3 separate regions of the Homo sapiens genome follow, and regions 1 and 3 are each linked to region 2. The links are chromatin loops, found by intact Hi-C in ENCODE. Cell type or tissue: adrenal gland. All regions are shown on one strand. Region 1 has its middle 6.2 kb from the start of SPESP1. Region 2 has its middle 19 kb from the start of CORO2B. Region 3 holds the start of LOC124903514 (a long non-coding RNA gene).

What was found. A loop is a pair of places that touch in the nucleus more often than their neighbours do. Peaks named below come from ENCODE experiments on the same cell type or tissue, not always from the same donor. Only the 100,000 strongest peaks of a DNase experiment are listed, where the experiment ranks them.
Region 1: a loop joins it to region 2, with 3 times the contacts of the local background. A loop is called at or near these places in 69 of 110 quality-filtered maps.
Region 3: it touches region 2 in a loop (2.8-fold over the local background); 19 of 110 quality-filtered maps call a loop at or near these places.

What each region holds. Positions count from the first base shown.
Region 1 is chr15:68,920,325-68,928,324 of GRCh38, reverse strand. No RefSeq gene overlaps it. Among named protein-coding and RNA genes, the nearest start is that of SPESP1, 6.2 kb to the left of the region's middle. RefSeq lists a silencer at 924-1,124. In adrenal gland, a CTCF peak has its summit at 3,268 (motif pointing right); a DNase peak (open chromatin) is centred at 3,254.
Region 2 is chr15:68,556,066-68,564,065 of GRCh38, reverse strand. It overlaps a transcript of CORO2B not described here. Among named protein-coding and RNA genes, the nearest start is that of CORO2B, 19 kb to the left of the region's middle. In adrenal gland, CTCF peaks have their summits at 4,090 and 4,289 (motif pointing left); a DNase peak (open chromatin) is centred at 4,215; H3K4me3 peaks cover 1,060 bases; H3K27ac peaks cover 324 bases; H3K27me3 peaks cover 413 bases.
Region 3 is chr15:68,647,066-68,655,065 of GRCh38, reverse strand. The region is part of intron 2 of CORO2B (coronin 2B); the gene reads right to left. LOC124903514 (a long non-coding RNA gene) reads right to left here and starts at 4,516. Exons shown (of 2, transcript XR_007064691.1): 1 at 3,047-4,516. RefSeq lists enhancers at 2,697-3,197, 3,255-3,822. In adrenal gland, CTCF peaks have their summits at 3,596 and 3,795; DNase peaks (open chromatin) are centred at 2,785 and 3,815.

The sequences.
Region 1 (8,000 bases), 360 kb before region 2:
TCCACCAGAAGGAAGAAACTCCAAACACATCCGAACATCAGAAGGAACAAATTCCGGACATGCTGCCTTTAAGAACTGTGACACTCACCACGAGGATCCACGGCTTCATTCTTTAAGTTAGACCAAGAACCCACCAATTCCGGACACATGTTGAGGAACCAATGTCTCCAGCCAACAGCCAGTAAGGACCTGAGGCCTGACAACAATCAGGTGAGTGAACTTGGTAATAGATTCTCCCCAGGTGAGCCTGGAGTTGACCACAGCCCGGCTGACATCTTGATTGTAGCTGCCTGAGAAACCCAGAGATGGAGGCACCCAGCTAAGCCACGCTTAGATTCCTGACTCACAGAAACTGTAAGACAGTAAGTGCTTGTTAAATGGAGGAGGAGAAAGCATTTGCGTAAGCAATAGCTACATACAAGGGTCTCTGTTGATTTGTTCCTTGAAAGAGACCATGCTTGGAAAGGCACCTGCAGTTGGGTACACTACTTAATTGAGTTAATAATTGTCAGTCATTCTTCCAGGTCCATCTGTTTTCATTACCAGTCAAGCTGGAAGGCAGGTATAAATTAAGATAATTGATTCAGATATTTTAGGGTGACACTATAGCTAGTCAACAAGGGATTGTTATAACTTGTGCATTACTATTTTGATTGGGGGTTGGAGAGTGTAATAAAGCTCTGTGGATTCTTCATAGTCTTTTCTATCTTGCTCACCCTTGTTCTAAAGGTTAGGAAACCAATGTGAAGATTCTGCCTTATGTCCTTTAAATGTACACTCAGGAATTGGGGAAAAAACACTGGAAGGGTTTAGGGTTCCATCGAACTTACTGTAAGGTGGACTTGGGTTAAAATTCCTTTAATTACTTCACCCCTGTAAACCCCACTCTAACCAGTGAACTACTGTGGCATACTGCGATTTTCCTTTTTTTTCAGTGCATATTTATCCCTAGATGATCACTGGTCCCTTTGGAGAAGGCTAGGAGTTAAGAATCACAGCACATACTTATCTCATTGTATTACTACTGAATTCGTCAAGGGTTTCCTGCTTTCCCTTCACTTAGGAGACTGGATTTGTGAAACACACTGCAGTTTGGGGATTGAATGAGGAACTGCAAGTGAGAGGTTCAAGTAGGATGTCTTTTAGGCCCAGAGTTGGAGTCGTTTTTCCCTTGTTTGGTTATAAAAACCCCAATAAGACTTTAGCAGTTTTCATCTTGTTAACCATTAAAAAGGAAACGGTGAAATAGCCAAGGTATATCCTAATTGTGGAATTCCAGTTTAAAAAAAAAAATGTTGTAGCTCTGTACTCCATGGTCTATGTGCTAACATATAAAATTCTCTAAAATATGGTGTTGAGTAAAAAAGTTCAGAAAAACACATATATCCACTTATGCAAAATTACACCAGTTACATATTTCCATGAATTCATCTGAAATCATTCTGGAAGGAAACACAGTAAGCTGATAATAGTGCTTACTTCCAGAAAGAGAAATGAGATTGGAGGAGAACAGGGGATTTTGAAGGGAGAATTTTGCTTTTTACTTTTTCTTATCCCTTGAATTTTTTGAAGCAAGATTACTCATGTAATTAAAAATAGAAACAGTAACTTTTTACAAAATCTAGTGAAGAAAGGAGGGCTAGTGGTAGAAATGTCTTATTATGCCTCATGTTTTCCTTTACTGACTTCACTGAAATATTTTTGAAGTGGCTAATTCACTACCCAGAGAAAAGTAGCCTGCATTTCTGCTTCACCTCTGGATTCTGTAGACTGTTTTGATAGGTAATCAAACAGTATCATTTACTGTTATGACTTTTTTTCAGGGATGTATTTTATCTCCCCTTTATAGTTGTTTTTATGCTGTCTATTTTACACAACACCTTGCTGGTGCTCAATAAAGACTTAATAAATAGCAACACATGCTCTTCCAACCTAAAGGAAAAGAATCCTTCCCCACTTTCCCCCACCCTCTTCCCCTAGAGCTGTCAAAATTCTGTTTCAAGGCTCAAATGCCACATCTGCTGGGAATCTCCCCTCCATCATCCCTCCAGTTAGAATGTATCATATCTTCCCTATCCCATATTTTCATAATGCTGTATTGTAGCCATTATTTCACCATAAATTCTGTATTTTATGTTTTTACAAGCCAGGCTTCTCTAGACCAAGGTCTTTGAGGGAAGGAATCTGATCTGAGTTATCCCTGCATCACAACCTCCTAAAACCCAGCCAAAGTAGTGTGCATTCATCAGGTGCTCAATAAATGCATATTTGAGTTCAATTGAAATCAAAAGACTGGGAATTTTTATAGAATCTTAAAAAGATCGCTGGGAATCTTGTAGAATTTTTACAGACCCTTAAAAAGAGCTAACAATACTAACCCAGCTACAGTGACAACTTCCAGCACAATCTTCAATCTCCAGAAGAAACTCCTCATCTCGAAGTGTCTTAACTCTATTATTTAAGTCCAGGTGAAACGAATAACAGGTGGTCTCATCTGTTCTTCTCTCTGTATATCATGCAAGTAATTCTAGACAATAAATTCCTGATTGTGAAACCACTATGTCAAAATAAATGTACCAGTTTGCATATCCATCAATAGTATAGTAACTAATACTGAGTGGCATCATCTTTGAAGACCAGTCACGTCAAGTGCCATATCTTGTTTTAACCTGTTTGACTTTGTTTTTCAGTGTAGCAAAGTGTTCTGCCTACTCTCCCTGTTCCCACCTTGGATTTTCCCTGTATTCCTTCTAGTATACATCTAACCCCACACTTACTGTTTTTTATTCTTTCTCCTGTTAACCCAAGTGATGAGTTAATAGGCTATGGGTTAGCCAGAGCTATATTTGTCTCCCTAGAAGAAGTATATTTGGGAAGTCCCTCCCCTCTTATCTTAGGTCACTTCCTTAATCCTTTCTTACCCCGCCCACCCCACCCCCCTCCCCGCCCCGTCCCGCCCCGCCCCATTCTCCTGGGACCAATGCACTGAGCAGCTAGGACCACAGCTCTAGCTTAATTAACACCAATGCAGTTTTTTACATCTCAGATCTCAAACATCATGTCTTAACAGCTCTTGGCCCCATGTGTGGAAAAATAGTTGAAATTAAATACTATTAAATGAATGAATACCCCAATCCCTCCATGCATTTATCCATCCATCCAACTATTCATACATCCACTCTGCCCTTGTAAAAATCACTGTAACATTATCAGCATGAGAGCACCGGCAGCTTTGTCAGAGAAGGACTTCAGCCACCCGGGGGCAGTAGAGCCTCACCAGTGGCTGGGATGGCACTTGTGGTTACATCAGAGCATCTCTCCAGCTGTGACTCTAGAAACTGAATTTTGATTTTGCTGCAGTAGATCATGTTTTGCTATTGTGTGTTTTGCTTTACTCTCATGCACTTGGAACGTACCAAATAGCATGTAATAATGTTTAAGTGATTTAATAGTAATAGCCTTTGTTTTCCAAAGAAGATTTTCTTCAGTGCCGGCTACGTAGAAGAATGTTACATCCAGTCTTTTCTCTGACAAAGCTAGTCCACATGCAGTTACATTATAGATAGTCCTTGGCTGAAATCAATTCATGAAATGAGACCTGGGAGCACACAGAAGAAGCAGGCTGACCCTTGGGAATGCCCACTGTCTGCACGATCTGCCCCACCTGATGTAGGCAATATACACTTTTTAAATTTTTTAAAAATTGTATTTTTTTAACTTTTATTTTATATTCGGGGGCACATGTGCAGGTTTGTTACATAGGTAAACTCGTGTCATGGGAGTTTGTTGTATACATTATTTTATCACCCAGATACTAAGCCTGACATCTGGGCCCTGAATAGGCTCTGTGGGATGTTTTTGATTAATAAATGGATGGCAGAGGAATCCTGGAGTGTAGATGGTGATCGCTGGGAAGGGGTTACAAGTGTGTGAACCTCACAGGATTTTTAGCTCTGTCCAGGAAAACCCTCTTTCCTGTTGACTCTACCAAAGTCAGTGTGCATCCCTGTGAAAGTCTGAAAGTATAGCTGGGGACTTACAGAGATGCTAGGACAATGATTTATTGTCCTGTGGACTCATCCAACTAGGAGGGTCCTGGAATTCTAAAGGAATACTCAATACAAATTTAATTTGTATTCACTTAGCTTTTGTAAAATTATGTCCTCACTAAATAGAAAGATTCTTAAGGCAGAGACCATGTCTTTTTGTGTTTGTACCCCAGGGACTTTTCACAGTGCCTGGCAGAGTTTGGACACTACGTATGTGCTGAATAATATGTGAAATTTTCTGATGGGTGCCACGAAGTCAAATAGAAGATGACTTTGGGTAAGGAGAACCTTAATCTCTGAATCTCATTGTGCTTATCCCTAAAATAAGAACCCTTTGTATTTGAATTATGCTTAAGTCTAAACCTTACATATAGATCAAATATATTTCCTTTTACACTCACAAGCATACTGGGAGGGTAGGCTAAACAAGTGCTGTATGAGCATCCCAGTTCCACAGGTGAGAAAACTGGGACTCAGACTAAAAGACCTAGCCAGGTCACTCAGCCACATCCTGATGAGCTGAGACTACAAGACCCAGGTCTTTTGACTCTCAGTACAGCACACTTTGACTATACCTTTGTGGATTACAGGGGATAATTGGACTAGTCAGTCTCTTGGAGACTTTCTTCTAGCTTCAGAAATGGTTCTCAGGCCACACTGAGAATTAGTTCAGAAACTTTTTAAACATAACCAATAATCAAGACTGTGTGGTATTGGCAGAGGAGTAGACACATGTATCAATGGAACAGAATAGAAAAATCCAGAAATAGACTACACAAATATGTCCAAGTGATTTTTCACAAAATGCAAATGCAATTAAATAAAGGAAGGATTGCCTTTTCAATAAATGGTACTGGAGCAATTGGATGTGCACAGGTAAAAACATGAACATCAACCTAAATTTCACACTTTATATAAAAATTAACTCAAAATGGATCACAGGTATAAATCCATAAAACTTTAAGAGAAAAATAGGAGAAAATTGTTATCAGCCAGGTCCAGGTCTGTTCTGCCCATGCACAGTAAGTCAGTCACAGTCACCTGGATTTGCAAAAGACAAAATATTTATTTACAAAGCTGCCAGGTGAGGAGGTGGGAGACCAGCTCTCAAATCTGCCTCCCCAAAGATGAGGCTTAGGGATATTTATGGGTTAGGGAAGTGGGGTGGTCTAAGGTGTGGGGAAAGGTGATTGACAGTGGGGGAAAAATGAAGTGGCAGGTTCTGCACAAGTGTCATTTCATGGAACATATGCACAGAAAATGCCAGCATTAGCATGATCCGAGGGAGAAGCTTTGGCCCTCTAACATCAAAAGGCCACCTCTCCAGCACCTGCACAAGCCCAGTTGAAGGGGCAGTGGCCTCAACCAGTTCAAACTGGACAGGAGCTGGCCCAAGTTCCTGAAAAACAACTGAAGTGACCATTACCATGGTGACCCATGAGTTACCGATAAAGGAGCCAAGGAAGGATAAATTTCAGTGTGCAGCAGCAAGGGCTTCAGCTACTGAGGCCTTCAGCTTCATGGAAAAAGGAAGGAAAAAAAATAACAAGAAGCAAGCGACCAAAAAAACCAAGCAGGGTAGGCAGACCTGATCAAATTAACACCTGGGTTTTGAAATCTTCAGGATCTATGATTAGGCAAAAAGTTTTTAGACTTGACAACAAAAGCATAATTCATAAAACTGATAAATTGGACTGCATCACAATTTAAAATGTTTGCTCTGAGAAAGACCCTGTTAGGATGAAAGACAAATTACAAATTTCTTTTAAAATCTGCAAACCACAAATCTGACAAAGGACTAGTGTCTAGAATATAGAGAATTCTCAAAACTCAACAGTGAGAAGTATCAGTTAGAAAATGGGCAAAAGACAGACATTCACTGAAGAGAATACACAGATGCAAATAATGCACATGAAAAGGTGTTCAGCATCGTTAGCCACCAGGGAAATGTGAATTAAAACTACATGAGTTATCACTACACACATATCAGGATGACTAAAATGAAAATAGTGACAACACCAAATGCTGTTGAGGATGCAGAGAAACTGGATCACTTATAAATTGCTGGTGGATTTATTCCAGCAGCCACCTCTGCAAGGCAGTTTGGCATTTTCTTATGAAACTAAATATGCAAAAACCATACAACTCAACAATTGCACTCTTGGGCACTTCTCCAAGAAAATGAAAACTTATGCCCACACAAAAACCTATACATGAGTAATCATAGCAGCTTTATTCATCATAACCAAAAAAAAATCTGGAAGCAACCGAGCTGTCCTTCAGTGGGCAAATGGTTATACACACTGTGATGCACCCACACCATGGACTACTATTCAGCAATGAAAGAAATGAACTTTTGATACATGCAACGATACATGCAATGACTTAGATGAACCTTCAGTGAATGACGCTGAGTGAAAAAAGTCAATCCCCAAAGATTACATATTGTATGATTCTATTTATATAACATTCTTAAAATGACAATTATAGAAATAAAGTAAGGTTAGTTGTTGTGAGGGTAGGAGATGGGAGAGGAAAGAGAAGTGGGAGGTAAGGAGGTGTGGTTAAAAATGGGCTACACAAGGGATCCTTTGGTGATGGAAATGTTTTGTGCCTTTATTATAGCAATCTCAATATCCTGGTGGAGAGCCAGGTATGGTGGCTCATGCCTGTAATCCCAGCACTTTGGGAAGCTGAGGCAGGCGGATCCCTTGAGCCTAGGAGTTCAAGACCAGCCTTGGCAACATGATGAAAACTCACCTCCCCGAAAAAATACAAAAATTAGCCAGGCATGGTTGCCCACACCTGTTGTCCCAATTACTTGGGAGGCTGAGGTGAGAGAAAGGCTTGAGCCCAGGAGGTTGAGGCTGCAGTGAGCCTTAATCATGCCACTGCACTCCAACCTGGGTGACAAAGCAAGACCCTGTCTCAAAAAAAAAAAAAAAATCCTGATCCTGGTGGTGAAATTATACACATCTTGTACATATCTTGTTTTGCAAGATGCTACCATTGTGGAGAAAACTGGGTAAAAGGGTATGTTGAATCACTGTATTATTTTCTACACAAATACATATGAATCTACAATTATTTCAAAAGTTTAATTTAAAAAAAAGCTCTATCCCCAACCAATTGAATCAGAATTTTTCAGGTGGAGTCTGGACATTGGGATTTTTAAAAAAATAGAGTACAAAAGATTTTAGATAATTAACTCTAATACACAACTAGGGCTGAGAAGCCCTGTACTGTAGGGGGACAAATGCAGCAGGTGGCTCTAGTAAGTAGAGTTTGAACGAAGATGAAGAACTTTCCACATCTTTTTTTTTTTTTTTTTTTTGAAACAGAGTCTTGCTCTGTTGCCCACGCTGGTGTGCAATGGCACAATCTTGGCTTAATGCAACCTCCACCTCCCAGATTCAAGTGATTCTCCTGCCTCAGCCTCCCGAGTAGCTGGGATTACAGGCATGTACCACCACGCCCAGCTAATTTTTGTATTTTTAGTAGAGATGGGGTTTTGCCATGTTGGCCAGGCTGGTCTTGAACTCCTGGTCTCAAGTGACCCACCGGCCTTGGCCTCCAAAAGTGCTGGGATTACAGGCATGAGCCACCACACCCAGCCCACCACTTTCATTTTATTTCAATGTCAGTGAACTATATTTACCATCACAGAGAATAAATGCTTAATTTTTGATGTTGAAATTGGCAAATACTGCTAGTGGTCTCTGAGGTGGTCAGTGCAGCCTAGAGAAGGTTTAGTAGTGACCACACAAAGGCAGACCCGATTTTTAGGGCTTTTTTCCCCTTACTCCTTACTCTTACTCTGAGTAGTTGATTGAAGAAGAGTAGAAGTCAGCATCTCATTGATGCTTATTTTTTTTAACTGAGGTGAACGTCACATACATAAAATTAGCCATTTTAAAGTGCACAATTTGGTGGCATTTAGTACATTCACAA
Region 2 (8,000 bases):
TTCCTTTTCTTGTGATGTCTGTTTGGATTTCGTATCAGGGTAGTGCTGGGTTTATAGAATGAGCCAGGAAGCTCCCTCATCTTCTATTTTTTTGGAAGAATCTGAGAAGAATTGGTTTTGATTCTTCTTTAAATGTTTGGTAGAATTCACCAGTGAAGCCTTCTGGTCCTGGACCTTTCTTTGTTGGGAATTCTTGATTATTTACTGAATCTCTTTATTTCTTATAGCTGTTTAGGTTTCCTGTTTCTTCGTCAGTTTTTGTAGTTCTTTCTAGGAATTTGCGGATTTCATCTAGTTTTTTGGCATACAATTGTTCTTATTCATTTATAATCTTTTTTCTTTCTGTAAGGTTGGTAGTATTGTCCCCAATTTCATTTCTGACATTAGTGATATGAGTCTTATCTCCTTTTTCTTAATCAGTCTAGCTAAAGGTGTGTCACTTTTGTTGATCTTTTCAAATAACCAGCTTTTGTTTTCATTGATTTTCTCTATTATTATTCTGTTCTCTATTTATCTCCACTTAATTTTTTTCTTTTCTCTTCTTTTTTTCTTTTTCTTTTCTTTTCTTTTTTTTTTTTAAAGACAGAATTTCACTCTGTTGCCTAGGCTAGAGTGCAGTGGCACGATCAAGGCTCACCACAGCCTCAACCTCCTAGGCTCAAGTGATCAATTCTCAGCCTCCCGAGTAGCTGGGATTACAGGCACACGCCAATACGCCCAGCTAATTTTTGTGTTTTTTTTGTAGGGATGTAGTCTCACTATATTACCCAAGCTGGTCTCAAACTCCTGGGCTCAAGGGATCCTCCTGTCTGGGCCTCCCAAAGTGCTGGGATTATAGGTGTGAGCCATGGTGCCTGGCCAGTCTCTACTCTAATCTTTATTATTTCTTTCCTCTGCTTGCTTTGGGTTTAGTTTGCTCTTCTTTTTCTAGTTCCTTAATGTGTGGAGTGAGGTAATTGATTTGAGATCTTTCTTCCTTTATAAGAATTTATAGCTTTATATTTCCTTCTAACCACTGTTTTCAATGAATCCTAGGCATTTTAGTATATTACGTTTTTGTTTTCTTTTCTTTCTTTTTTTTTTTTCTTTGAGATGGAGTCTTGCTCTGTCGCCCAGGCTGGAGTGCAGTGGCATGATCTCGGCTCACTGCAAGCTCCACCTCCCGGGTTCACGCCATTCTCCTGCCTCAGCCTCCCGAGTAGCTGGTTCTACCGGCGCCTGCCACCACGCCCGGCTAATTTTTTGTATTTTTTAGTAGAGACGGGGTTTCGCCGTGTTAGCCAGGATGGTTTCGATCTCCTGACCCCTCGTGACCCACCTGCCTTGGCCTCCCAAAGTGCTGGAATTACAGGCATGAGCCACCGTGCCTGGCCTGTTTTCATTGTCTCGAAGTATTTTATAATTTTCTCATTTCTCTTGTGATTTTTCTGTGATCCAGTTATATTTGAATTTCAAGAAACAATGAGTAATTTTTTTGTATATGTATTTCCCACTGCAATACTTGGGGTTCCTTTGTACTAAAAATTATTTGTTTTTATCTGAAATTCAAATGTAACTGAGCCACCCATATTTTATCTGAGAACCCTATTCCAATAAGAATGTAAAGACATGAGCCCTATACTCTGGGAACATCTGATGTAAGGGAGGAAAATCAGGACCATCCTAGGGAGGCTCCCAGTTCAAGGGAAAAATATAACTCTTGTGCAGGGAGCTACAGTCTCAGGAGAAGAGGAAGGGAAGGAGCAGTACAATCTTGCCTGGAAGGTGAGGGCAAGATTGCTAGGGTAGCCAGGCCTTTGCACCAGGGCCTTTACTCTTTCCTTCAAGGCTTTCCCACCTGCACCCCATAGTCAACCCAGTGCTCAGCACCCAAAGACCCCTCTGTGTAGTCCTGGGGACTCACCAGCCCACTTCTTCCAGACTGGACTGCCCTGACAGACGCCATGGAGGCATGGGAAGGGGTGGCTGGAGGACAACATCATTAAGGCCTTTCTCCTCAGTCCCTGGGCCCCAGTACCCACTGGGTAGGAGCTTGTCCCAGTTGGCCTGCCTTTAGGGTAGAGAAGGGACAAGGCCAGTGGGGGGACAGGGCACTTACAGCCCTCCCCCTACTCATCCACATTCATACGCATGTGTACACACTCACAACACACACTCACGGTCATGCTCACAGGCACCCCTTTACTACTCATTGACATTCCCATGCACAACTACGCACACAGGCTCACCAAGCACACTAGCAGGATAACCATGGCCTCATACTCTCAGACCCACGGAAACATGCTCCGCTCACACAGGCACATGGCCCTGCACATATTTGCATACTTGTCTACACTCTTTCAGTCCTGTACACGATAACAGACAGAGCACAGTCACAACAAATCCTGTACACTCTGCCCACCCTCTCTCAGGCTCTGGGTGTGTGCGTGTTTCTCTGCATGTTTTCCTACTGTTTGTATCTGCATCTCTGTCCATCTTCCACCCTCCCACCCAGCTGTCTGCCTCCCTCCCTGCAGCAAGATTGAGGGAGGAGGGGCAGGCCTGGTTTCCTTGACAACCGGGGACCCTCTACCTGTCCCGCTGGGCCCCAGTTAGCTGGAAGGGGAAGGCGCTGGGAGGCAGTGTTGGCTTGTCCAGGTGCTTGCTCTGAGTGGGGCTGGGGGTGAGGGCAGGGGAGAGTCGGGGAGGGAGGGATGGGTGACCATCTGGACCGGGGAGAGTGAGCTGCAGGCACTGCCCAAACGCTCCAAAATGGCAGATGGGCATCACCGTGCCTGGGAGGAGCTGGGAGGGGGGCCGCCCAGCGTGGCATATGCAGGAGCTCTTCCACTGTCCCAGCCCAGCCCTCTCCCAGCCCCTCCCCCTTATCTCCCGAGCACCCTCAGGCCTGACAGATTCTGGAAAAAAACCCTCTTCAAGCTCCCTTTCCTGGGACCCAACCAGTATTGAGAGGCAAAGTTGTGCTGGGAGCCTGGGGGACGCGGGGTGGAGGGAACATAAATCCCTCAACAACCACCAGAGCTCTATGCTCTCTGTGTGCCATTCCTTTGGGGGAAATATGGCCCCTCCTAAATTCCCATTTTGGATCCTATCCCTGGAGGCGCTAGGGAAAATTACCCGGGCTGTGCCATGGGAAACCCAGAAGAGTGGTGCTAATTTGCACAAGTCCCCACAAGATCGTGAGGAGAGCTGCGGTTCTGCTTCCTCTGGTCCCCTCGGGTTGTGCAGGCTTTTCCCTCGTACAGAATCCACTAGTAAGATCACTGGCTTATGCCTAGCACCCTGCCCTCAAGGTCCTGAAAGCTGGCCCTGAAAGGCAGGAGTCTAGGGAGCACAGCTGGAGAGCGGCCCTGACCAGCAAGGAGCAGAGAGGAGGAAGATGGGTTGTATGTGGAGGACAGTGCTTAGAGAGACAGGAGGCTGCACACTGCCGGCTGCTGGTGTTTCCCTTCAAGAAAGAACCTGCAGGCTGGGCGCGGTGGCTCAGGCCTGTCATCCTAACACTTTGGGAAACGGAGGCAGGAAGATCACTTGAGGCCAGGAGTTCAGGACCAGCCTGGGCAATATATTGAGACCCCGTTTCTACAAAAAAAATTGTCTTTAATTAGCTGGGCATGGTGGCATGCACCTGTAGTCCCAGCTACTCCAGACACTGGGGTGGGAGGATCGCTTGAGCCCAGGAGTTTGAGGCTGCAGTGAGCCATGATTGCACCACTGCACTCCAGCCTGGGTGACAGAGCGAGAACCTGTCTCAGAAGAAAAAAAAAAATAAAGAAAGAAAGAAAAAGAAAAAAAAGAACGAAAAAGAAAAAAGAAAGAGAAAGAAAGGAAGAAAACAATGAATGAACTTGCAGACCAGCTGTAGGGAGCACAGTTAGCAGCCTCCAGCACCTCCTGTCTTTCACATTCAATATCCGGATCTTCCCAGGCAGCCCCCAGCCAATGCCTGAGCACTGCACGGGTGCAAGTGCCCGGCCACGTCATCCCATTGCGGGACTCTTCAAATCGGCAGTCTCCACCGGGATCTCCCTGCTGGGCTGGCAGAGACTTGGTCAGATCTGCATTGCCGTCTGAGGCTCTCCCCGCCAGTCGTCCTTACACAGGTTTAAATCCCCAACAAACTTCTTGCACTCCTAACGCCATCTCAGCGTCTGCTTACCAGAGGACCCCAACCGGCACACATGCCAAGAGCCACACGCCTTGTGCTCTCCGTGCGCGCGCGTTTGCGGGAGACCTGCTGGTCCTGGAGCGCCGCAGCTCCGAGGAAGGATGCGGGCCGCGCCCCCTGGTGGGCACGCCGTGGAGCTGCACGTGGAGCGGTCTCGGGCGCCGCAGCCTCACCGACAGTCCCCCTGGGAGAACCCCAGAGAGCACTGCACCAACCGGAAAACCGGAAACGGAGGCCCAGACAGGGAAAGGGTTAGGGAAAGAAAAAGTCTGGGGGCCTCTTACCATCAGCACGCTTGTTCCGTCTGCTCCCCGTCTGGTCCCTGCAGCTCTTCCAGCGGGCCGGCTTGGCACGGTCAACTTCGCCCTCCCCGCTACCCCCTCACCACCCCGCTGACGCTCCCTTCTCCGTTCCCAGACTCAAGACTGGGGCAGGGATTCTGCTTGTATGAGTGCTCCAAACCATTCAGACGCAAGGGGTCTTCTGACCGCACTTTAAGAACGATTGACCAGAACTTCTAAAATGGATGTCTCGGAGGCTTTTAATTCTCCGGGAATGAGAGAGTCCCAAACTCTCTGAAGGCTGTCTCTCTTCCTGCCAGTGGACGGGGGAATTAACCGGCTGATTATTTTTTCTTATGCAAATGCTCTTTGCAAAACAAAGCCCAGGGTAATTTCTACATCAGATTTTTAATGAAATGCGCTGCCGCTTTGAAGTAGCACTGACGCCACTGAGTCAGGTCTGCTCCCTGCCCCCGTGGGGTGCCGGCCGCTCTCCTGGCAACGCCCAGCCACACTTCGCGCATTTCTAGGTATTTACCCCTCCCAAGCAGGAAGAACGGCGCCTAGCGCGTGGTAGGATCTCCGAACATATTTACTGACTAAAACTGAAGATGGTAAAGTAGGGAAAGACAGACACGCTCATTCCTGCGTGGCCGGCGTGGGTCACCTCTTCACCCACTATCGCATTTTATTTCTCACAACACCTCCCCGCGGTGTGTACTAAGACCTGGAGATGAAGGAACTGAGGCCAGAGAGGGGAAGTAACTTGGCCAATGTTACCCAGCCAGTCAAGGCAGGGCTTTGGCTTGCCCTGAGATCCACCTGGCTCCTTGCACCTCTCCTGCAGCCTCCACAAAGGCCTAGAAAGGAGGTGGGTGACCCCGTGTCCACACTCCCCTATTATATCGCAGACCACATCTGTCTGGAGTCAAGGGGGAGAGAGGCCAGTGCGGTGGCTCATGCTTGTAATCCCAGCACTTTGAGAGACTGGGGTGAGAGACTTGCTTGAGCCCAGGAATTTGAAACCAGCCCGAGCAACAACGTAAGATCTCATTTCTACAAAAAATAATAAGTTACCTGGGGGAATGGTGACGCATGCCTGTGGTCCCAGCTGCTCAGGAGGCTGAGGCAGGAAGGAGGATTTCTTAATCATGGGAGGTCACTGAGGCTGCAGTGAGCTGTGATTGTGCCACTGCACTCCAGCCTGGTTAACAAAGCGAGACCCTGTCTTAAAAAAAAAATGGTGAGGGGGAAGGGAGTTTTTGCTCTCCTCTCCAACCCCACCTTCCCAGCCATTCAGGGTTCCAGCAGGACCCCTGGGCCTGCCAGGCAGGGGCAGCAGCAGACAGCTTCCGGAGAAGCTGGGCTTGGATGTAGAGATGTTTGATGCCTTGGGGGCTCACCAGCCCCGCTGTGTAGTCCTGCAGCGGGTCAGAACACCAACCTCACCTGTCAACTTCTTATCTGCCCTCCGCCAGGCTGGCCCAGCTCACTGACTCAGCCCTACTGAAGCCTCTCTGCCCGCACCCACCCTCCCTGCCATTCCACTGCCAGGCTGCCCTGCCTGCCATTGGGTTAAGGGATCCCCTAACTGTGCCCCAAAGGCCTATCACAGTGCCCAGTGCCCTTCATTTACCTTAAGGTGTGTGTTGTGGCCTTCCGAAGTCTAACTGGACAGACGTAATATATTACCTGGGAGGTGTGGACTATGACCAGGACCTCATGCTGTGTAATGCTGGCAACTCTCATGCCTGTCATTTGCTGCACCCCCTCTTCCCTAACTCCTAAAGGACCATGACTAAGGCTGTGGAGTCCCAGTTAGCGTGGTGCAAACTGATGTCAGGCTGCCTGGGTTTACGTCCTGGCATTGCCACCTTGCAGCTCTGTGACCTTGGGCATTTACTTAACCTCTCTGTGCTTCAAAGGGATAATGAATGGAATGGTTACATATAAAGTGCTTAGCACAGTGTCTGGCCTGTAGTGAGGCCTCACTGCTGCTCTGGTTAGGATGCTGCCCTTCCCTTTGTGAAGCTGGGTATACCCAAGGCATACTTAGGTTTCCATCCCTGCACTGCCATTTTCCAGATGTATGACCTTGGATAGACTGGCCCCTGAACCTCAGCTCTGCCATGACCTTGGATAGACTGGCCGCTGAACCTTGACCTTGTTATGACTTTGGATAGATTGACCCCTTAACCTCAGCCTTGTTATGACCTTGAATACATTGGCCACTGAACCTCAGCTCTGCTATGACCTTGAATAGATTGGCACCAGAACCTCAGCTCTGCTATGACCTTGAATAGATTGGCACCAGAACCTCAGCTCTGCTATGACCTTGGATAGATTGGCCCCTGAACCTTAACCCTTCCAAGGTTGTGTTCAAGATTCAGCTCTATAATGTGATCCTCTATGAATCCCTTTCCTCTGTTGGGGGAAAGTGCAGGCAGGGCAGGGTCATTTGTTGAGCTGTGTATTCCCATGGCCTCCTGGCAGAGGCAAGTAGGCTTCACATTTTCTTACCCGAGGGGACATTTATGGCCAAACCAAAGCAGAAGTTGCCAGCAATAGCCATCTCTACCTTTTGACTTTCCTTTTCCCAAAGCTGGAAGCCTGTGAAAGGGAGTGGTTATGCTGAGTCCTTGAGTGAGGCTGGAAGGGAACTGATTATGACAGGAAAGAAGACAGACTGGGATGGGGGAGGAAGATTCTCGTGAGTCCCCTCCTCACTAGGAAGGGAAAAGAGGCCCAGGGATCCCACAAGGAGAACTCTAGGAGGTGGCCAGGGCTCTGCAGAGGTGGCTCCATGACAAGGTCACGTGGGCTTGGGCAGTGAGTCCCTCGGCAGCCACAGTCACGAGTCAGGTCCTGGTGAGATCTGGGAGGGGGAGAAGACCCCGAACAACAACCAAGTGGACTTTCTTACCAGTGCAGGAACTGTCTGCGGAGTAAAGAAGATTTTGTGGAAATAAAGTGGGAACTCAACCACACCTGAGTTTGTGACTGGGCTTCAGCCACTCCACACACCAAGCCCTTGTGCTCTGCGGAGCTGCCTTTGGGGGTCCTTTCGACCCTCACATCTCGGGCCTGAGTGCTGTAGGTCCTGGTGTTATCAGCCTTGCACTGAAGGACCTTGCGAGTGTGGCAGTCTTTCTATCTGGGAAGGGGGACTCCTCCATAGACTCACATTTATGTCAACGAAGGGAATGTGGGTGAGGAGTTGTAGGGACCTGTGCCTGGCTTGAGAATGGAGAGGTGTGCCTCCAGCAATGACGCCACCCAGCTGTTCTTTGGAAGCCTGGGGGAGCCCTGCCACACTCACTCCCTGCCACTGGCCGGTGCTCCAAGAGGCGTGGGCTCTGCCCTTCCAGGGTGGCCCCAGCGCTCATCACCCTGTCTTTCTTCCTGCCACGCATCCCTGTCATCCTGTGATTACGAGGCATTGTGGGAAGGTGGTGAGATGAGTGGCTCTCCCTTCTCTGCTCTTCCCTCCTTTCTTTGCCTGGCCCGCTCCCCGTCCTGTCTCTGGGCCTGTCCTCACCCCACCTTATCCT
Region 3 (8,000 bases), 91 kb before region 2:
GCCCTGGACCCTCCCTAGAATCCCCCATCTCCAGGCACCCAGCCTGGCATGGCCACCTCAGTCATGCCTCCCTGGAGACCCTGCACCACCATCCCTGTACCCCTTTAGGCACAAATGACTTGCCTATGGGTACCTTCCCCTCGAGGTAGCTCACTGCTAGGCATACTCAGGGACTGTGCCAGACAACAGTAGCAGGAAGGCCAAAGACAAGGCTCACACTTGCTGGCCACAGGCTCCAAATCCCACCAAAGCTAACAGGCTATTGCTAGGATGGGGTGGCCTGGAGATGGGTAACAGTCCTTGGCATCACCATGGCTCCCGTTTACTAGCACGTACTATGGGCCAGGCTACGTGCTAAGTGCTTTTTACAGCACCTTATTTAATCATCACAGCACCCTGAGAAACATGCACTATTATTATTTCACAAACAGGGAAACTGAGAAACAGATGTTAGATGCCTAGGGTTTCACAGCTAAGGGGTGGAGCTACAACTTCCAAAGGTATGGGAGGCTCCAGGCCCTAGAAGGAAAATGGGTAGCAGATCAAGCAGACTGCCAGATGCTTCAGAGGCCAGGGCAATGCCTCTGGGCAGAGTTAGGGCCCATGGCTTGACTTCACAGAGTCCTAGTGAACCAGCTACTATAATTTCCAGCCTCCCTGGCTCTGCAAGGAATGAGAGGAATGGAGCCAGGAAGACAGCTCAGCTGTAGACCCAGGCCCAAGGGAGAGGGATGGATTCTTTGACCTCCCATGATGCCCACTAGCCAGGCTGCATCTCTGGCCCCCTGGACTCCAAATCCAGAGAACACCCATCCCATAACCTTGTAATAAAATAAGAGAGCGACACTTCCATTTCTGCAGAAGGGCTCGCCTTCACTTTCCTCAAAAATCAGCAGCCATTCTTCCAAAAAAGGAAAAACACAAAGCAAGCTGTCAATCTCGAGCCTCAGACAAATGAAATAAAGTTGCGACTTTTCTCTTTGAGAGCACAATTCTCCTCCCTTTTCCAAAGTCACTTACTGTACATTCAGGCTGTCATGGGCTTTGAGATGCAAATTGCACCAAGCGGAAGGCAGCTTGAAGAACAAAGAACGATTGAGGAAAGATCTGAAAAATGGATTTGGAAAAGGCTCTCTGAATTCCCTTGGAGGGGCGGAGACCTCACTGCAGAGCAGTGATGAAGATTCAGGCATTTTTTTTTTTTTCCTGGGGGAGAGAAGGTTTGAGGAGCTCAGTGCTGATTGTGGGGGAGTGATGGGGTGTTACAGAAATCTGGAATGGGAACGAAGGCTTTGGGTAAGCAAACAAAATATTATTTTATTACAGTCCTCAGTACTGAGCTGGGCACCTTTCCTCCTGACCCTTCTTTTAATATTAGGCCTCAGACATGCTGTGAGCTATGGAGCTAAATGATCCACCAACTTCTAGATTCAGCTCCAGAGTTAAGACCAGCTGGGCCATGCAATATCGTTCTAAGGGCTTTCAGGGGAGGATGCAGCCCCTTTCAGTGTGGGCAGCCCCTGTATGGTGCTGCATTCTCCCTAGGATCTGGTGGGGATGGGCTGCCAGGATCAGCAAAGAAGAGACCCCATCTCAGAGTAGATGGGCACCTGCCTCTGTGATTTGGCCATAGGTCAGCCCAATGGCCCCTTGGCTGAGGATCTACTGTGAGCCACCCCTGTGCAAACCAGACAAGTTTCCCACCGTTGGGGGCTCTCGGTCCAAGAGAGGTAGCCAATTGGACTACAAACTCTAGGTGGTCAAGACTTGGTCTTGTTTACTGCTTCCTTTTCGGTCCAGGAACTCTGACTGAAACCTAGCAGGCATTCAATACCCATCTGTTAGATGAATGGGTGGGTCGGTGGGCCAATTTTGCCTCCTGACTGCTGGAGTGATGCTATCTTGTCTGGACCGCTGCTCCAGGACCCCACCCCTGCCTCTCCTTGCCAACTAGAATTGTTGCTTCATTCCTTCAGAGAGTAAGCTTCCCCAAGATCTGCTGCACTTGTATGGAGTTTGGAAACATCTACTCTCTCGGCTTCCAAAAGAGATGGACACATGGGGTGTCAGCTCATCAGAGAGGTGTAATAAAGTGTTGGTTGAATTAATGTTCAAGGAAATCCTCTAAGACATCCAAATGGCAGTAATAGTAATACAAGGCACATTTATAGAAATGCTTCCCTCTAAACCTCTGTAAGGTGGGCAGGCACATGACTGGGAGAGCCCTGGGCTAAATTCTGACTCTGCTACTTGTGGGCCGTGCAGTCTTAAAGGAGTTACTTGACTTTTCTGAGCCTCTGTTTCTTTATCTGTAAAACGAGGAGAATGAGTATACTTTCATCATAGAACTTGAGGTGAGATTCAAACAGAGCAGGTATGTTAGATCCTCAAAAGCTCCTCAGGCCACACTACTGTGGTGGGGAAGGAGAATGCACCATCCCAGCCCCAGAGACCCGGTGTACAGCTGGGACTGAGAATGGCTGGGTTATAGGGAGAACCCAGACTCTTGATATCTAGGCCGGGTTTCTTCTCTTTCTGCCAGGTGCCAGTTGGGGTAGCAGGTAGCTCTGTTTCTAGCCCTGTTCTTCCTGTGGCCTGGATCTGGAGGTGGCAGGCAGTCCGGGTGAAGTGCAGCAGGAAAGGGGTGGTGCCCCTGGGGAGGCCCCAGTGGTTAATCAGGCTGCTGGGCACAGTGCCTGCTCTCTGGAATATTCATAAGGCCCCTCCAGCTGTGCCAGGCAATCAGGGTGCTGATTGCTCCCCCATCTGCAGCTTAACATTCCACTCCAGAGAGCTGGCAGCTGAATGTTAACTAGGGGAAAAAACAGGCACTGGCCTTCACAACGGCAGCCCGAATAAGAGACCTGGGGAAGACAGAGCCACTCCTTCGAGATCTGCCAGCCAGAACTTATCTGTTTACCAGCATCATGGGTGGTGGAAAGAATCATGGATTCAGAAATAAGTGAGCTGGCTTGGGGTCCATACTGTATGCCCGGCTGTGCCGTCTCAGCTTCCCCAAGTGTGAGGTGGGGATGGCTGTACCCACCTGCTGAGAGGATCAATGAACATAGAGTTTGCTGGAACTTGAGAGTGCTGTACAAAGGCAAAGCATCTTCGCGGTTGTTGTTTGTAGTTGTTGTAGACACGGCTTCCTACTCTGCAGAAGAATTTTTAATCATAAATATGGAAATCTCAAGCAAGCTGGCTTTGAAGGAAATGGAGCAAGGAGAGAAAAGCTCTGTGGAAGGTTCTGAGCCTCCCTCAGGAGGTGTGGCCTCGGGGCAGGGATTTGGGGATCCTGGGCAGGTGCTGTTCTCTTCTGGTCCAAATCTCTTAGAAAAGCAAGCAAGGAATGAGAGGATATGCTGGATAGTGGAGGGAAAAAACTTAGAGAAGAACTGAGACAATTCTCTGCGGCCTGCTGTTTGCTCAAGACAAAAATCTGGAGCCATTCAGCGTAGGGACAAGACTGTCCCACCATGAATTAATAGCTTATAACTAACGCTCCAAGTGATGATTTGCAGTCACCAAGAAATGGTCCAAATCTTTTCTGTGTTTGTATTGAATACAGGAAACTGTTTTCAGGGAAATTTCTATCAAACTGAGGGGGTGAAAACTGGAGCTAAAATAATCTGACCCTTTTCCTTCCTAGAAAATCGGCTAGTGTGGAACAACATCTCCACCGCTGCCAGATCAACGAAGGGTTCCGCATTGGGCCTGACTGCCTCCCTCTCCCCGCACCCCCTGCACCAACCTAGAGGCTGTCCCACGCCTGCAGGCCCAGCCCTGACCACAGGGGGCGGTAGAGGGACGGCCATGGCTTGGGCGGCAGGGGAAGCCGGCGCTGGCTCCAATACCTAAGTCATCCCGCTTTGGAGGCGGGACCCTGCGTCCCATAGTCCCCAGACTCGGGGTCCTGCCTCAAACTACTTACTTGAGCCTCGCAGATCAAGGAGCTGCCTCACCCTCCCACGGAGTCAGTAACCCACCCCACCCCTCGCCATTCCTTCACTATGGGTCCTGCAGTTCTGTTTGAACTTTCTACCGCGAGCCCATATTCAGGTGTTACTCTGGGAGGAAACATTTGCAACATACATAAGGGAGGGCTGATGTTCAAGGCAGATGAAGACATTCATCTGACCAGAGGGCAGCAGGCAAACCTAGCGGATGGGGCCCCTCGTCTTTACCCAGTGCACACCCTGCACTGAGCCCCTCTCTGGCCTGTAGGGCCTCTGAAACTTCAGGGGCTCCCTCTTCACATCAGCGAATTGCCTCTATTTTTTCGAAAGTACAAAACGTTAAGTACTGATTGTAAGAAATTTAGATCATATAGCTAAGGGAAAAGAAAATTAAAGAGCACTCATGGTCCCAATACTTGGGAGGTAACAACTTTTGACATTTGATGTATATTTTTGCAGTCGCTTCCAGATAGGTAAACAGATAGTTTTTGTTTTTGAGACGGAGTCTCACTCTGTCGCCAAGCTGGAGTGCAGTTGCGCGATTTCGGCTCACTACAACTTCCGGCTCCCAGGTTTAAGCGATTCTCCGGCCTCAGCCTCCCAAGTAGCTGGGATTACAGGCACGCACCATCACGCCCAGCCAAGTTTTGTATTTTTAGTGGAGACGGGGGTTTCACCATGTTGGCCAGGAATGTCTCCATTTTTTTTTTTTTTTTTTTTTTTTTTTTTTTTTTTTTTTTTTTTTTTTTTAGACAGAGTTTCGCTCTTGTTGCCCAGGCTGGAGAGCAGTGGCGCGATCTCAGCTCACCGCAACCTCCGCCTCCAATTCTCCTGCCTCAGCTTCCTGAGTAGCTGGGATTACAGGCACCTGCCATCATGCCCCGCTAATTTTGTATTTTTAGTAGAGACGGGGTTTCTCCATGTTGGTCAGGCTGGTCTTGAACTCCTGACCTCGGGTGATCAGCCCGCCTCGGCCTCCCAAAGTGCTGGGATTACAGGGGGTAGATATTTTTAATGTGATTAATCGCATATTGCATTTCTTCACGTAACAGTGTATCATATAAATAGTTTTCTCTTGTTAAATATTACTTTGCATCGCTGGTCCTCAGTGTATGGTCTGGGGACCTCTGGAGATCCCCGAGACCATTTAATGCAGTCCATTGGGTCAAAAGTATTTTCCCAATAATAAGACATTGTCTGCCACTTCACTCTCATTCTCTCTCTTGAGTGTATAGTGGGGTTTTCCAAAGGCTGCATAATGTGTGATATGCAAAGCCAGCCAGCTGTCTTCTAATAAGCCAGACATATATTAAAGAGATTTGCAAAAGTGTAAAATGATGCCATTCTTCTCATTAACTTTTTTGTCTTAAAAAAAGTTATTTTTAATAAAAATATGTTTTTCAGGAGAACATGAAATAGACTTATCATTATGCAAGTTAATAAATACATAGTTTAAAATTCCTTCATTTTTATTTTGAATATGCTAACTATTGACAGATATAACCCATATAAACAAAAGTTCTTTGGGATCCTCAATAATCAAGAGTGGAAAGTGATCCTGAGACTGAACGCTGGAGAACGAGACTGCTCTACAGCATCATTTTAATGACTGCATAGTGTCCCTTTGTGTGGCTCTTCCCTAATTTGTTTACCCCATTTCCTTAATGATGGACCTGCAGGTTGTTTCCAACCTTTCACTATCATAAAATTGCTACACAATCACTCAGTACTCATGTAAAGTGAAAACTTCTTGAAATGAGAGAAAACAACAGAAATCAATTGGTAGTGTGAGTGGTCACAATAAGTCCATGATTAATCAAGTTAAATAAAATATATTACAGCACGTGAACAAATAAAGTTGAAAAAAGATATATATCAAATACACCTGATATGTATATATATAGCATATTTCTATATATAGACATACTCTGTAAAGAACACGTTCTTTTCTGCTGTCCATGAAGTGTTTACAAAGTGTGATCATATTCCAGACCAGTGCTACTGACAGTGTAAAACATTTTGTTACCATTACAGAAATTGAGAGGAAGCGTTTAGAAACGTTTAAGCAATTTGACAGAGAAACTTTATTTTTATTGAATATAATTTAAAAATTGAGGCTTGTAAAAATAATCGAGTACTAAAAAATGCTGCACACGTATTTTTTAAATACACTTGAGAATATTTCTGTAGGATGAATTCCTAGAGTGGAATTGCTAGGTCAGTAGACATGCATCTTTAAATATTAGTAGAAATTGCCAACTTGCCTCATTTACGTCTTACGAAGAGTGTATTTGAGCACCTGCTCTCTCACACCTTTGGCAATACTGATGATTATTACTCTTTTAAATCTTTTCCAATTAGTAGGTTAAAATATATATTTTGCCTTCTGTGAATTGCTTATTCATATCTTTTGCCTTTCTTCCTTTCTCTCTCTCTTTCTCTCTCTTTCTTTTTTTTGAGACGGAGTCTCGCTCTGTGGCCCAGGCTGGAGTGCACTGGCGCAATCTTGGCTCACTGCAAGCTCCACCTCCTGGGTTCACACCATTCTCCCACCTCAGCCTCCCAAGTAGCTGGGACTACAGGCGCCCGCCACCAGACCTGGCTAATTTTGTTTTTGTATTTTTAGTAGAGATAGGGTTTCACCATGTTAGCCAGGATGGTCTTGATCTCCTGACCTTGTGATCCACCCGCCTCTGCCTCCCAAAGTGCTGGGATTACAGGCGTGAGCCACTGCACCCGGCCTTTTGTTTCTTTCTTTCGTTTTTTTTTTTTTTTTAGCTGGAATCTTGTTCTGTCACCCAGGCTGGAGTGCAGTAGCGCAATCTCGCCCACTGCAACCTCTGCCTCCCGGGTTCAAGCAATTCTCCTGTCTCAGCCTCCCAAGTAGCTGGGACTACAGGCACATGCCATCATGCCCAGCTAATTTTTGTATTTTTAGTAGAGGCGGGGTTTCACCATATTGGTCAGGCTGGTTTCAAACTCCTAAACTCAGGTGATCCACCCACCTCGGCCTCCCAAAGTGCTGGGATTATAGGCGTGAGCCACCATGCCCAGACTCTTTTTTTTTTTTTTTTTTTGAGAGACAGGATCTTTCTCCGTTGCCCAGGGTGGAGTGCAGGGGAGTGATCATAGCTCACTGCAGCCTCCAATTCCTGGGTTCAAGCAATGCTCCCACCTCAGCCTCCCAAGTAGCTGGGACTTCAGGGCAAGCCATCATGCTCGGCTAATTTTTTTCTTTTTTTTTTTTTTAATTTGTAGAAACAGGGTCTCAGGGCCTCACTATGTTGCCCAGACTGGTCTCAAACTCCTGGGGTTAAGTGATCTTCCTGCCTTGGCCTCCCAAAGTGTTGGGATTACAGGCGTGAGCCACGGCACCTGGCCCCAGTCCCTTCTTTCTTTCTTTCTTTTTTTTTTTTTGAGATGGAGTTTCGATCTTGTTGCCCAGGCTGGAGTGCAATGGCACAATTTCAGCTCACCACAACCCCCGCCTCCCAGGTTCAAGCGATTCCCCTGCCTCAGCCTCCAGAGCAGCCGGAATTACAGGCATGTGCCACCACGCCTGGCTAATTTTGTATTTTTAGTAGAGACGGAGTTTCTCCATGTTGGTCAGGCTAGCCTCAAACTCTCGACCTCAGGTGATCTGCCTGCCTTGGCCTCCCAAAGTGCTAGGATTACAGACGTGAGCCACCGTGTCCGGTCGGGTTCTTTTTCTTGTTAATTTTTCTGGAACTCTTTATATATTCTTCACAGGAATACTTTGTCTATTATATATTGCAAATATTGTAGTCAAGTATGTGGCTTGAGTTTTCATTTTGTTTAGGTGCCTCATTGTAATACAGAAACTGTCTTTTAAAAATTTATTCTAACCTATTCATTTCCTTTATGATTTGGGGGATTCCTGGCTTTCTTAGGAAGCCTTTCTTCATTGCATGATTTTAAACATGCACTCCATTTTCCTCTAATACACATGTAGCTTTTCTTATTTTAAATGTTTAGATCTTTAATGCATCTGGAATTAATTTTTGTCATGATGTGAGGTAT